2 separate regions of the Mus musculus genome follow, and region 1 is linked to region 2. Evidence: chromatin contacts called from ENCODE Hi-C data. All regions are on one chromosome and are shown on one strand. Each heading gives the region's core, a stretch centred on a gene start or an enhancer-like site at or near the end of the contact. The rest is flanking DNA. Distances are from core to core; before and after follow the strand shown.

Region 1 (6,924 bases), core at 704-3,203, 260 kb after region 2:
ACGTTAAAACATACTCCCCTCAGCTGCAACCCCCACCCTCAAGGCTGTAAATCAAACATTTCTAAAGCCATCAGGGCACAGGGAAAGCCTCAAAGAACGACAAGGACTCACAAGAAGCAAGACTTAAAATTCAAACTCTTCTTAAAGCCTGCAATAGAGTTGTTTAGGTATCTTCAGCCAAGCATCCTCTCTAAAGCTTGTATATTAATGACAGTAACAATAACATGGGGGGGGGGAGAACAGCACCGTTAGCAACATCTGTAGTCACAGAAATTGGTCAAACATGTATTTCGCTTTCTATAGATAAGAATAAGAGCACCACAAAACAATGCTTTCTAATCACAGCCATAGGGTCCTCCTCCAGCTTTGGAAAGACACACACCTTTAAGGAGCTACACCGTATTGGCCCGTGTCCCATCAACTCAAAGCTCTGCGTGCAGCTTCACCCTCCTGTCTACACTCGGAGCTGCTCTGAAGTCATCCCACACAGTCCCTTTTCTCTTCATAATTCACCCAAGAGCAAAGCACCGGAGATCCAAACTATAGGCCTCTAAAGTTCCAAAAGATTCAAAGACGAGCCAACCGTATCAGATCACTCCTACCAGAGGTGCGCCTAACAACCATAAGTGCGCTGCCCTGGAACATGGTAGTGGATAAAAACCATCGTCGAGGGAGCGGGAAATCTATGCAGCTATCCATCCGCTGAGGCTTCGACTGAGAGTCCCTCCTCAAAGACTGGGGACAGCTCAAAGCTCTCCCTAGCCAGCCTCCTTTGGGACGCAGCCCTCTTTCATTTGGAGCAAGGTGGAGGCCCTGTCAGTGAGAGACCCTGGCTCGGGTTTGCAGGCCTCTTCGGTATTAGTCCTTGACCCAGGGGCGAGCCTGCGGTCTTTCTCATCCCCTGTAATCTGAGGCACGGCCACGACAGTGCTCTGCCAATTCCCACTCCTCAGCCAGCTCCGCCTGCTCCCTTCCTGCTGCTGCCCGTCCAGAGCCCTGCCAGAGGGTTGGTGTCTAGGTAAGGCTGCCAGTAGATTTCAGCAAAAATAACCTGAAGATGTGCACCCCGGCAACTGGGTCGCTCCGAAAACGGAGCAAACGTGGATGGAAAAGCAAAGCCTGCGACCTCTAAGAAGTCGCTCCATCCTTCAACTTGTCTCGCCTTTGCAAAGTTGGCATTCAACAGGTAGTTCCCGGGACTTTCACCTGAGGGAGAAAAACGTCCCGCCAACTCAAGAGTGCCGCCCAGGCGCCCATGCCCAGCTCAGCGTCCCCACCCCCACCCCGGCGCGGTGCACCCACCGGAGGCCGAGCCCCCACGTGCGCTCGCCTCAGCCGCCGTGCCCCGGAGGCCCCGTCCCGCCCGCCTGGGAGGGATGCCGCCGGGCTCCGCGCCTCCCCCCCGCCCGCCCGCCCGCTAGCCCGCGGCGGGGTCGGCGGGCGCAGCCCCCGGAGCCATCTTGTGGCGGCGGAGCGCGGGGCCCGGGTGGCTACCTGCACGATCTCGCCCTCGGCGCTGAGCATGGCCCCGGCCCGCGAGAAGCGGCCCGTGAGGCCGGTGGTGTGGGTGGTATAGTCGCCGCTCGGGCTCGACTCGAACAGCACCACCTCCACGAACGCCGTCTCCTTGGCCCGCGCCGCGCCGGGCCCCGCGGCCGCCAGCAGCAGCCCGAGAAGCAGCGGCAGCGGCGGCGGCGGCGGCAGGCGACGACCGCGGGGGCCGCGGCGGAGGCGGCGGCGGCGGCGGCCCGGGGCCCCTGGGCGCCCGCCCGAGCGTGGCCTCATGGTCCTGCGGCGGGAGGGCGCGGAGGGCGGGCGCGGCCGGGCATAGTCGCGGGCCGGCGGAGGACCGAGCGCGGGCGGTCGCCTCACAGCACCATCGCGGCGGCGGCGGCTTTGTGGGTCGCAGGCTCTGCTCCGCTCCCCCGGCCGTCGCGCCGCGGCCCTTTCATCTGCTCCACGTGAGGGGTTATCCCCGCCCCCGCAGCGTCGTGACCCGCTCTCCCCTCCCTCCCCGCGCTCGGCCGCGGCCACCTCCGAGGGGAGCGGGTAGGCGGGGCGGGCGCGCCTGCGGCGAGAGGCGGGGCCCAGAGGCCTCGCCCGCCCCGCCCAATCGACTGAGTCCCGCCCCGACTCCGTTCTTAGCCACGCCCCTCCACCCTTGCTCCGCCCAGGTAGTCTTTTTCGGTCACGCCCCTTCCTCTTAGCCACGCCCCCTGGTCTGTACTCCGCCCTCCGCGGCAGACATTTCTCTTGGCAGTTGCTGGAGTACGGGGAGAGTAAGATCCTCAACCTGTTCCCGGGCGGTTTCGCCCCCTCGGCGCACCCTGCTTTGGTGCCGCAATTAGAGTCATTGGGGCGTCAAAGGCCTCGTCCTTCCGTCCAAGGATGCTTCATCCGCAGCTCCGGCACTGCTGGCCACCCGCACTCGGTGCTCGCGCCCTACCACCTCCAGGGACCGCGAAAGGCCCCGGGCGGTCAGTGGCAGTTTGCAACCCGCCGGGACACGTCCAGTTCTTACGTGGGTGTCACATAGACAGTTACCCTCAACTAAAGGAGTGAGGACAGGTGGCGGAGAACTTGAAGAAGTTATCTAGATTCTAATGGAGTTCATCTTTCCGCAGCCCTGGAGACCGTCTCCAACACTCCCTTCAAATCTCACCATGTGCAGAAGGGCGGAAGAGTCAACACGCTTAATGCACAGACTTCTGGTTGCCAAACATACCAAAGACACGTGCTCCGAACCCAGACGTCCCCAGTCACCCAGAAGATAAACTTTTAATTCTCTTCCCCTTTTTGGAACAGGATTTTTCCTTTCTCAGCAAATCTATGAGACTCACAATCCTCCTTTAAAAGCCACATTCAATTTCTACTTCCTCAGTCGTCTTCCCTCCCTGACCTGAATGGCTTTGTTTAAATATTTGCAAATATTTGGTTAGGGTGATCTGCTTCTACTTGCTACCACACCCAAAATATTAAGACAAAAAGAAAAGTCATTGAGTGTTTCCTTGAGTAATCAGCGCATCGAGGTTACAGTTTAAACTGAAAAGGAATGTTTTGCCAATGTGTTGAATAGAAAATACAATTGAAAAGAAATTCACAGAACTGTGTTACTGTGTTTGGACCACCCAAAGCTTTGGCACAGAAGGTAACTGACAAAGCTAGAGTCATTAGTTTCCCCCAAGCCAAGCTTAATCAGTACTGACTGCTCGGGAGCACTGTCATTTCCAAGGATTGTGACTTTACCCACTAAGGCACAGTCCAGTCTTTTTTTTTGTTTTGTTTTGTTTTTTTTTTGTTTGTTTGTCTTTTCGAGACAGGGTTTCTCTGTGTAGCCCTGGCTGTCCTAGATCTCACTTTGTAGACCAGGCTGGCCTCTAACTCAGAAATCTGCCTGCCTCTGCCTCCCGAGTGCTGGGATTAAAGGCGTGTGCCACCACACCTGGCACAGTCCAGTCTTTAAGGGGAAAGCAATTATTATAGCCATGCATAGCTAGCGTTGCAATCCTTAGAAGTATGAAGTCATGAACTGGTGAATGAATATGCAAATATGGTCTATCCATACAATAAAATCGAATTTTTAACATGGTAGAGTTTCAATCGGGGCTGGTGAGATGGCTCAGTGGGTAAGAGCACCCGACTGCTCTTCCAAAGGTCCGAAGTTCAAATTCCAGCAACCACATGGTGGCTCACAACCACCCGTAATGAGATTTAATGCCATCTTCTGATGCATGTGAAGACAGCTACAGTGTACTTAGATATAATAATAAATAAATCTAGAAAAAATATATTAAAAAAAGTTTCAATCTTCAATTGCATTTTAAATAACAAAATCAAAGACAAATAAAATACTGAATATTGAATGAATGCGACAAAAATATACTCAGTGAAGCATATAGCCTTTCCATTTGTATGAAATGCCAAGAATATAGAAAAATGGAAAGGTTAGTGATCACCAGATACTGAACTGGAAGGAGGATTGGGTAGTATGACTATTAATGGATTTCCCTTAAGGGGAACGAAAATATTCTGTAATTAAATGGTGATGAGTATATTCTTTGTAAATACATGAAATCCACCACCAAATTGTACATTTTCTTTCTTTCTTTCTTCCTTCCTTTCTTTTTTTTTTTTCCCCCTGAGACAGGGTTTCTCTGTATAGCCCTGGCTGTCCTGGAACTCACTTTATAGACCAGGCTAGCCTCGAACCCAGAAATCTGCCTGCCTCTGCCTCCCAAGTGCTGGGATTAAAGGTGTACACCACCACTGCCTGGCAAATTGTACATTTTCTAAAGATGGATTTTACAGTGTATAGATGACGTCTCAATACAGCTGTTAAAAATTGAAGCCTTTTCGTACTTGACGTAGTGGAGCTCGCTTTAATCCTAGCACTGGGCAGGTAGAGGCAGGTGGACCCATGAGTTCAAGACCAGCCTTGTCTCCGTAGGTGTCTCAGGCCAGGCAAAGTTACATAGTAAGACCTTTTCTCAAACAAAAATGAAGCCTTGGGTCAAGAGAGGATCCAAGGTCATATCTCAGCCCCCAGCTCACAACCACCTATGACTCCAGCTTTATGGGATCTGACCCTCTCTTCTGTTCACATACGGCATACATTTACAGAGAAAGAGAAGGGTGGGGGACAGAGGGACAGAGAGGGACAGAGACAGAGACAGAATTTTCAAAAGGCTCAGTGGTAAAGAGCACTTGTTGCTCTTGCAGAGGACCCAAGTTTGGTTCCCAGCACCTACATAACAACTCACAGCCCTCTACAGGGAAATCCAACACTCTCTTCTGGCTCTAAGGACACTGCACTCGTGTGTTGCACAGATATGCAGGCAAAACACCCATTAGACACATTTAATGAAATCTTGTTTAAAAATTCAGCTCAGTGATCTCATTAAACACACTTTGCTATAATGGCAAGGACCTTGGTCTTGCCTAGATTGAAGCTGTGTGGTCCAGAATAGGCACCTAATAAATATTGGTTACATGACTTACTGAGCTCATCACCACACACCCCTCTCCTCCTTCAGACAGTTAAGGTAGCTTTGCATTACCTGCCTAGGAGCACTGGGCTTCATGGGACCAAAATAAATTCTGAGAATGAAGAACGGCAACAATATTTCTCTTAAGAACTTCAGTAGCAATGACAATGCACACAAGGGTCAGAAAATAACCTAGTTTGGGTCCAGTAAGATGGTGCTGGGGGTAGGAGGTGCTTGCTGCCAAGGCAGCTGACCTGAGTTCATTCCCTAGAACCCACACGCTGGAGAAAAAGAACCAACTCCCACACGTTATCCTTTGAATTTCACACATGACTTCCATGCATATACAAGTAAATAGACAGATAGACAGACAGATAATTTTTATTTCTATTTGGTTTTCTCAAATAGGGTCTCTCTGTGTAACCCAAGCTGGTCTCTTACCTCCCAGCAATCTTCCTGCCCCACCAGCTTTCCAAGTACTGGGATTGCAGGTGTGTGATACTATACCTGATTGGATTTAATTGTTCAAACTCTGCTTCAAGATACAATCAATAAGACACAGGCTAGTAACATAGAAACAGCATGATCTGCCTCTCAAGAGACAATGTTACTTAGAAACTGAGGTATTTACCAAGTTTCCCCAAAGTCTGGCAGGCAGAAAAGGGAGATAGAAAGTAACTTGAGCCACTTGGGGATGTAGCTTAGTGGGAGCACTAGTGCTCCATACACATGCGGGGAGGCCCTGTGTTCTATCTCCAGAACTGGGGGGAATTCCTACGATCCTTGGCTCGATGGTTAATAGCACTTGATGCTCTTGCAGAGGATAAGAATTCAGTGTGCAGAACCCACACTGGGTGCTGCACAAGCACCTACAACTCTAGTTCCAGGGAATCTAATGGCCTCTTCTGGTCTCCATAGATATGTGCACATGTGTGCATAAACATACCCACATACACACATATACACATAAATAGAATAAATCTTTTAAAAAAAAGGAAAGGAAAAGGAAAGGTCTTGTGAACTAAGGCTATGGATGGAGTCTACAAGTTGGATCAAATGGTAAGCATGAACAAACATGACCGTGGTCATCATCCATGGTATATCCCATAAACCACCCTGGCTGTGAAGCATCATCGAGCTGTTGGAACCGTTTCATGTGTCCATCCGTCACAGACAATGCATCCACTCACTCTAGCAGGGTACAGATGAAACGGCTATTTCAAATGAGACGTTTGGGACAGGGCAGAGGGTGAGGAGGAAAAACAGGGGACAATGACACATAGGTATAAAATTACACCACAAAACTCATCACTTGGTATTCTAACTCAAAATGTTAAAGAAATTCTATGAACTTGTACAGAAGGAGTTCAAATACACTGATAGGTGAGGAAAAAGTATGCATATGTACACATCCTTGTGTGTGTAATAAATATATGTATAGACTATGATTTTATTGCAAAATATACTGCTGAGTGAAAATAAAAGATGCTGTAACCAAAAAGCACCTGGATGGGGGAAAACAGATATGTGGAAGTTTTCATGAAGGTGGTATTAAGACATAAATGGGGATTAGAGAGTTGGTTCACCAGTTAAGAGCAGTTGTTACTCTTGCAAAGACTCCAGGTACAGTTCCTAGTGCCTATACCGTGGGCTCAGAACTACCCCTAACTCCATCTTCCAGGGATCCAACACCTTCTTGCCTTGGGCATCACACATACATGTAGGCAAAAAACTTATACATATAAAGTTATAGATCTTTTTTTAAAGATGTATTTTTAAAAAAAGATTTATTTATTTATTTATTTATTTATTTATTTATTTTATATATGTAAGTACACTGTAGCTGTCTTCAGACACACCAGAAGAGGGCATTGGATCCCATTAAAGATGTTTGTGCACCACCACGTGATTGCTGGAAATTAAACTCAGGACCTCTGGA
Region 2 (6,713 bases), core at 2,222-4,721:
GGCCAAAAGGTGAGCAGGTTTTTCCTTAACACAAGCTCTCACTGGGATGCACTGCACAGGCCCAGAGCAGAGCAGGGCTGACTGACCACAGGCCAAACTTCCAAATCTCCAAGCCCCACAAAGCCTTGATTCAATGTTTATCCTCAAATATTTGTTACAGAGACAAAAAACTGCCAAACATGGACGCTTAGGAACAAATTCCGCTCTCTGGGCTCAGTCCCAGGTAGAGAGAGAGAGAGAGAGAGAGAGAGAGAGAGAGAGAAGGCTGAGCCTTTGGTGACAGAATTTCATAGTCAGGGTGCATTTGATGACAGCTGGCCTTCTCAGTCCCTGGTTACACCCCAGAGAAGGCCTGACTGTGACTGCTGCCCCTCAGGGTTAAATGAAATCGTATACTTGTCCTGCTTAGCCAGAAACAGTCCCTCAGGTGTTAACAAACCATCAAGGCTGCAAGTCAGCCCTGCACTCTTGTGTTTGCGCCTCGAGGGTTGGTGTGGGAAGCTTTCTGGCGATAGGTCCCTAGAGCCTGATTCAATTTAAAAGACGCTGCCAGCATCCTTCCAGAGAGCATCCCGTGGCCTTGAAGCCTCCCTCAGCAGCTTTCCCGCTTGCTGCAGACCCACTGGTAGATCAAACGTCCCAAATGTGGAGAGTTCATTACTGACTTGGTGCCATCTGCTTGGGAGGACAGGGGAGCTTGCTGGAGCTCTTTTTTCCCCCCTCTCTTTTCTTGTTCTCCTTTCTCTTTCCAAAGACATAAACTTGGACTGCCAGCACATGGGGAGGAAGGATGGGGCTGGAGATGTTTATTTTGTAGTTTTCAAAGAAAAGGACTTTTGGTCTAGTAACTGAACATTCTGCTGGCTTTGGGGACAAGCTTTGTTTGTCTCAGCAGGTGTCTCTGGGGGTGACTTGGGGTGAGGCAGGACAGTGGCATAAGTAATGCAGGACCGCAAAATGGGTCCAGACCAGTAGCTTTGGAACACCTCCAGGTGACTTGTCCAAGCAGGGCACATATTCTCCTTGGTGCTCTGGAAACACACATGGCTGCTTTCTTCTGAATGACGGGGACACTTAGATTGCCCTTGCTTTCTTGTGCCTCCCATCCTTTTTAAAGATCAATGTCATTGTATTTTCAAAATGGCACATGTAGTTCATAAATGCAAACTACTTGAGCCACATATAAACACATCAAATAAAGTGGGAATGCTCCCGTGCTCCTCCTGCCCCTCCATTGGTGCTCCCCAATCCCCTTCCTCCTCATGCCCCTCCAGAGGTGCTCACTGACAGCCTAGCTGGGGCTTTAGTGCCTATACACACACAGTCATGCACGTGTGCACTCTTTAACTTGGGCAGCCTAACAAGGCCTTCTTTAAAGGGGCTGAGGGAGGCTCAGCAGGTAGGAGTAACTGCACTTGCTGAGCACCCTCCCATATTGGATGGCTTACAACCACCTCTAAGTCCACCTCCAGAAGATACATACACTTACATGCACATACCTGCCACCCCAGCACCCCACCACACACACACACACACACACACACACACACACACACAATAATAAATAAGACAATGGTGCTGGAGAGATGACGAATCAGTTGAGAGAGCACTGGCTGCACTCATAGAGGATTCAGGTCCTAGTACCCGCATGGTGGCTCACAACCACCTGTACCACCAGTTTCCAGGGACCTGACACCCTCTTCTGGCTGTGTGCATGCATTCAGTGTACAAAAACGCACAAAGTCTCTCTCTCTCACACACACACAAATATAAATGTTTTTAAGAGACAAAACTGAAGAAATATGGAAGACATAAGACTGTTATGTAATGTGATTTCTTCCTGTAGAGGTCCTGATACCTGTGTCAGCAACACAGATGAGGCATGGACGATCATGCTCTTGCTGATGGGCTGAGCTCTCTGATGGGCAGCAAGAGTGCTCTTCAAAACCTGCTCTGGCTCCAAGCCTCATTCTAAATGAACCCTTTCCTGTCCTCGCCTCTGTAACCACAACTCCCCACTGTGCCTTCTTCAGTGTAAGGAACTGGACTTCAGAAACCATGAAGGAAAGACTCTTCCCCCCTTGTTTCTGTTGGCTATTTGTTACAGAGACACGAACTGATAAACCCGTGGGCAGTGTGAGGGGACGGTGATAAGTCTTATAGTGTAACAGGTCCCAGACTGTAACACAGCTGACTCCATGATGGAAGTGCCATTCTGGCTGGAAGACTCAGCATGCAGACAGCACCACCTGCCAACACCAAAACAAAGACCTGATCCAGCTGGGCAGTGATGGCGCATGCTTTACTCTCAGCACTCAGGAGGCAGAGTCAGGCTGAGCTCTGTGAGTGTGTGAGTTCAAAGCCAGCCTGGTCTACAGAGTGAGTTCCAGGACAGCCAGGGCTATATACAGAGAGACGCTTTCTCAAGAAACAAACAAACAAACAAACAAACAAAACCCAAACATAAACAAAGATCAAATCCATCAAAGCCCTTAGTTCTGGGAAGGTCTCTAACAGTACTAACCTTATTTTATGGCTTCTGAAGTTCCACGTATGGCTAACTGTTCTTGTTAACTGAAGTATGTCAACCCAGGTCATGGTTGTTTGCTTGTTTGTTTGTTTTTGTGCATAAAAGCTCAGCTGAGAAAAGCTCCAGATTACACTGGGATCCCAAACACCCAGTGTAGTCGCAGGCTGGCTTTCTTTTGACTTAGAGACCAGAGCAGTCTTCTCGGGCGAATACACCACAACAATAAGGTCAGAGCAACGGAAAATGACCTCCAAGTGTGAGAGGTTCTGTCATCCTGAGAAGGAGAAGGGCAAAGTCAATGTCCAGGCTTAGGACCTGGAGGCCAAGACTTCAACGGAGGATGCAGGTTACCTGGAAGCTCGAGTCGAGCTTTCATTTCCGCACAATCTCAGATCTCACCACAGGGAGGCGCTGGTGAGCAAGGCTGCAGAGGCGAGGGCTTCTGCAGGGTGGAGGCTGCCAGCGCCTTGCAGGTCTTGAGCATGGCTGCCAGCTGGGCCAGGTGCTTCACCCCGTCTGTTTGCCCACCTGGGGCCTTGAAGGAGATGAAGGTCATTCAAGTTTTTCTGTGGTTGGGCCCTTAATTAAGTGGTTCTCAACCTGTGGGTCGAGACCCCTTTGGCAAACCGTCCAGCTCCAAAAATATTTACACTAAGATTCATCACAGTAACAGCAGCTATGAAGTAGTAATGAAAACAATTTTACGGTTGGGGAGTCACCACAACATGGGAAACTGTATTAAAGGGTCGCAGCACTGGGAAGGTTGGGAACCACTGCCTTAACTGAAGCAAATGATAATGCAATTCTCTGAAGGAACAGGAGCAGCAAGGTAGATTAAGCCCTGAGATGGCAGGCAGGAGACACTCCGTGGGGCTGTGGGCCTGAGGGTTTGGCTCAACTGGGAAAGTGCTTGTTGAGCAAGCATAAAGACCCGAGTTCCAGATCCACACCCATGTAAGAAAGCCAGACACCTGCTCACACCAGCAGCCCAGGCCTGAGGAGGCAGAGGCAGGAAGGCCTGGCTTGCTGGCCAGCCCCGGGTGCAGTGGAGAGGGCCACCGAGATGGCTCAGCAGGTAAAGGAGATTGCTGCCAATCGGACAACTTGAATTCTAACTCTAGGAACCACCTTGTGAAATAGAAAACCAACACATGCAAGTTGTCCTCTGATTGTCTCTCACACACACACACACACACACACACACACACACACACAGCATGGCATTCCTGCCCAACACACACACACACACACACACACACACACACAGCATGGCATTCCTGCCCAACACACACACACACACACACACACACACACAGCATGTATTGAATGCACTGAGGGGAAAGCAGTCACTGACAGGAACCAGGTCAGTTCTTTTCTCAGAAGCACACTGCCCTTATGGACGTGTTGTTGGCTTGTCATCTTGTCATCCGATACAAGGCCAGCCCCCTCCCTTCCCCTGCCCCAGAACAAGATCACCTAAAGTCCCATGAAGTCTGGTTTGTGACTCAGCTCTTATTTGCAGAATAGGGACTGATGGCTGGGCATGGAGGCACAAATCTGTAATCCCAGAACTCAGGAGATGGAAATAGGAGAGAATCAGGTTCAAGGCCAACCTCGACTACATCGCAAGTTCAAAGCCAGTCTCATCTGGATGAGATCCCTTTTTTAAAAAAATAAAAAAATCAATCAAACCACAAGAATAGGGACTATGGGCCATGTATCCATTACGACAACAGGTCCCCTCCTGTCTTCGATCCTTAGTTACTGCTAAAATCTATCTGTATTAAGAATACAGAGGCCAGGGCTGGAGAGATGGCTCAGCAGTTAGAAAGGAGCAAGGGCTGTTCTTCCTAGATGACCCAGGTTCAATTCCCAGCACCCGGAGGGGAAACCAGTACATTACATGAACTGTCTATAAAATTCCAGTTCTTCACACAGACATGCACGCAGGCAAGACACCAGTGCACATGAAACTTTTAAAAGACTGGGTGTGTTGGTGCACACCTTTGATCCCAGCACTTAGGAGGGAGACAGAAACAGGCAAATCTTTGAGTTCAAGGCCAGCCTGGTCTAGAGAGTGAGTTCCAGGACAACCAGACCACACAGAGAAACCCTGTCTCAAACAAACAAACAAACAAACAAACAAACAAACAAAATCAGAAAAAGAAAAAGCACAGGTATTGCCTGCAGCGGCCAAGTTAAATATGAGGTATTCCATTGACTAACAGGGCGTAATCTGGGATTGAACTCACGTCTTTTCTCAGCCTCCCAAATGTAGGGATTTCTGGTGCACCACATGAGGCTGTGCTCAACCAATTTACCACATGGGCAGTGGCGTGGGGGTGGGAGGCGCTCAGGGGCTGGAAGAGAAGGTCACTTGACTGGAGTCTGGGAACCAGCGGTAGCAGCAGACCCTCGAGTCTAGGTCCGCAGTCATGTGTCTCTGGTAGGAAATCCCTGGTTTCCCTGGCAGAAGAAGGTGATTTGGCTAATGTTACACGCACAAGGTGTGACATCAAGCCCATGTCCTGCACTCTTCAGCTCTGCTTTGTCCCCAGTCATAGACTCAGACTAGGAGAGTTTCTGGGAGGGAGAGTCCCAGCCTTAGCAAATAACCAAAAATGGAGAGGGCCCTGTGGTTAATCCCGCCGTGCCTCACCCACTAACAGACTAACAGACTGGAGGGGTCTCTGCGTGGGAAGGAAATGATTTTAACCCAGGGCTTGGCTGGGAGGCTCTGGGGGCGGAGTCCAACTCACGGGTATTAGAAGAGGGAAACAAAGAATTGCTGAGGATGGCAAACTGGTTATAATTAAAAGAACCTGGGTTCTGGAAAACAGTGTGGGGCGGCCAGCTGTCCTGGGTCTGGGTTCCTGCTTGGAGCTGGGGGTGGGGCGGGAACAGACAACCCCAAGAGCCAGCTGCCCTAGCTGCTGGGCAGACCCCTGAGGAGAGACCGAGGCAGAGCAGACTGTGGGAGGAGAGCCTCTCTCCTTAGGGCTCTCTCGGGCCAGGATGCACAGGAAGGCACGAGTGCGTGTGTGCGTGCGTGTGTGTGTGTGTGTGTGTGCGTGCGTGCGTGCGTGTGTGTGTGTGTGTGTGCGCGCGCGTGTGTGTGTGTGTGTGTGTGTGTGTGTGTGTGTGTGCGCGTGTGTGTGTGTGTGTGTGTGTGTGTGTTGGGGGTGGGGGGGTCCCCTCAGCTCCCCGCTCTATTGCTCCTTCCCATTTCCCACAACCCAGACTCAGCCATGCTGTCTCTCAGGAAACCAAGCAGGCTGGAGGATGGGTCAGGCCTGATTCTAGTGCTTCATGGATGAGATATTTAAACTCTCAGAGCCATGTTTCTCCCATCTGAGTGGGGACAGAAACAAGACCTAATCCGTGCAGTTGCCGCAGGGATTAAGTAGTGAACAGCAGGGTTGCGAGCAAGCAAAGGCCTGTGGGTGTGGGCAGGCGCCTGCTATTGCATGGCTCCTGGGTGGAGGACTCTCACATGTGCTTCACTATTGGGGGGCAAAAGTCAACACAGTAGCTTATGATATCATCTAAGTTTTGGAAAATTGAAGTTTCTTTTTGAAAATGTTCTGTGCGCACGCGTGCGCACACACGCACACACACACACACACACATACACACACACACACACACACACACACACGCGCGCGAGCGCGCACACACTCGTATGCACATGCATGTGGAGGCCAGAGGACAAGTTTTGGGAGTTCATGGGTTCTGCATATTGACATTAGGTGCCAGGCTTGCGTGGCAAGCACTTTTACCCGCTTGTCATCTTGCTGGTGGAAATTTTGGTGGCCATCTTATTATTACATTTAAAATGTTATTACACTTACGGGGGCGGGGTGCACGGGCACACCATGGAACTTATGTCTGTGTGGGTAGAGGACAGCCTGTGGGGACTGCTGCTCCCTTTTTCCCATGTGGCTCCCAGGACTGTCAGGTGTGGGACAAGCGCTTTTACTCGCTGAGGTGCTTGTCTTTCATTACAACATCCAGGAGGCAGAGGCAGGCCGATGCCTGTGAGTTCGAGGCCAGCCTTGTCTACAGAGTGAGTTCGAGGACAGCCAGGGCTACACAGAGAAACCCTGTCTCCCCAAACAAGCACACTCCTGAACACCGGCCACCGGGTGGGCTCAGTAGGTGAGTGCAGAAAGTGAGCGACATT

What was found. A loop is a pair of places that touch in the nucleus more often than their neighbours do.
Region 1: a loop to region 2 is called in a map of gastrocnemius, with 1.9 times the contacts of the local background. The contact joins the promoter of Znrf3 here to the enhancer-like site in region 2. A Hi-C loop is called at or near these places in 3 of 37 maps with a recorded cell type or tissue (gastrocnemius and mouse embryonic stem cell).

What each region holds. Positions count from the first base shown.
Region 1 is chr11:5,442,894-5,449,817 of GRCm38, forward strand. It overlaps Znrf3 (zinc and ring finger 3), which reads right to left and starts at 1,954. Exons shown (of 9, transcript NM_001080924.2): 1 at 1,495-1,954. The coding sequence starts at 1,785.
Region 2 is chr11:5,179,100-5,185,812 of GRCm38, forward strand. No RefSeq gene overlaps it. Among named protein-coding and RNA genes, the nearest start is that of Emid1, 30 kb to the left of the region's middle. Within about 2 kb of position 3,472, at least 1 of the 3 ENCODE cell types and tissues checked has a DNase peak (open chromatin) inside an H3K27ac peak, as active enhancers do; it is gastrocnemius, where a contact is called at or near this core.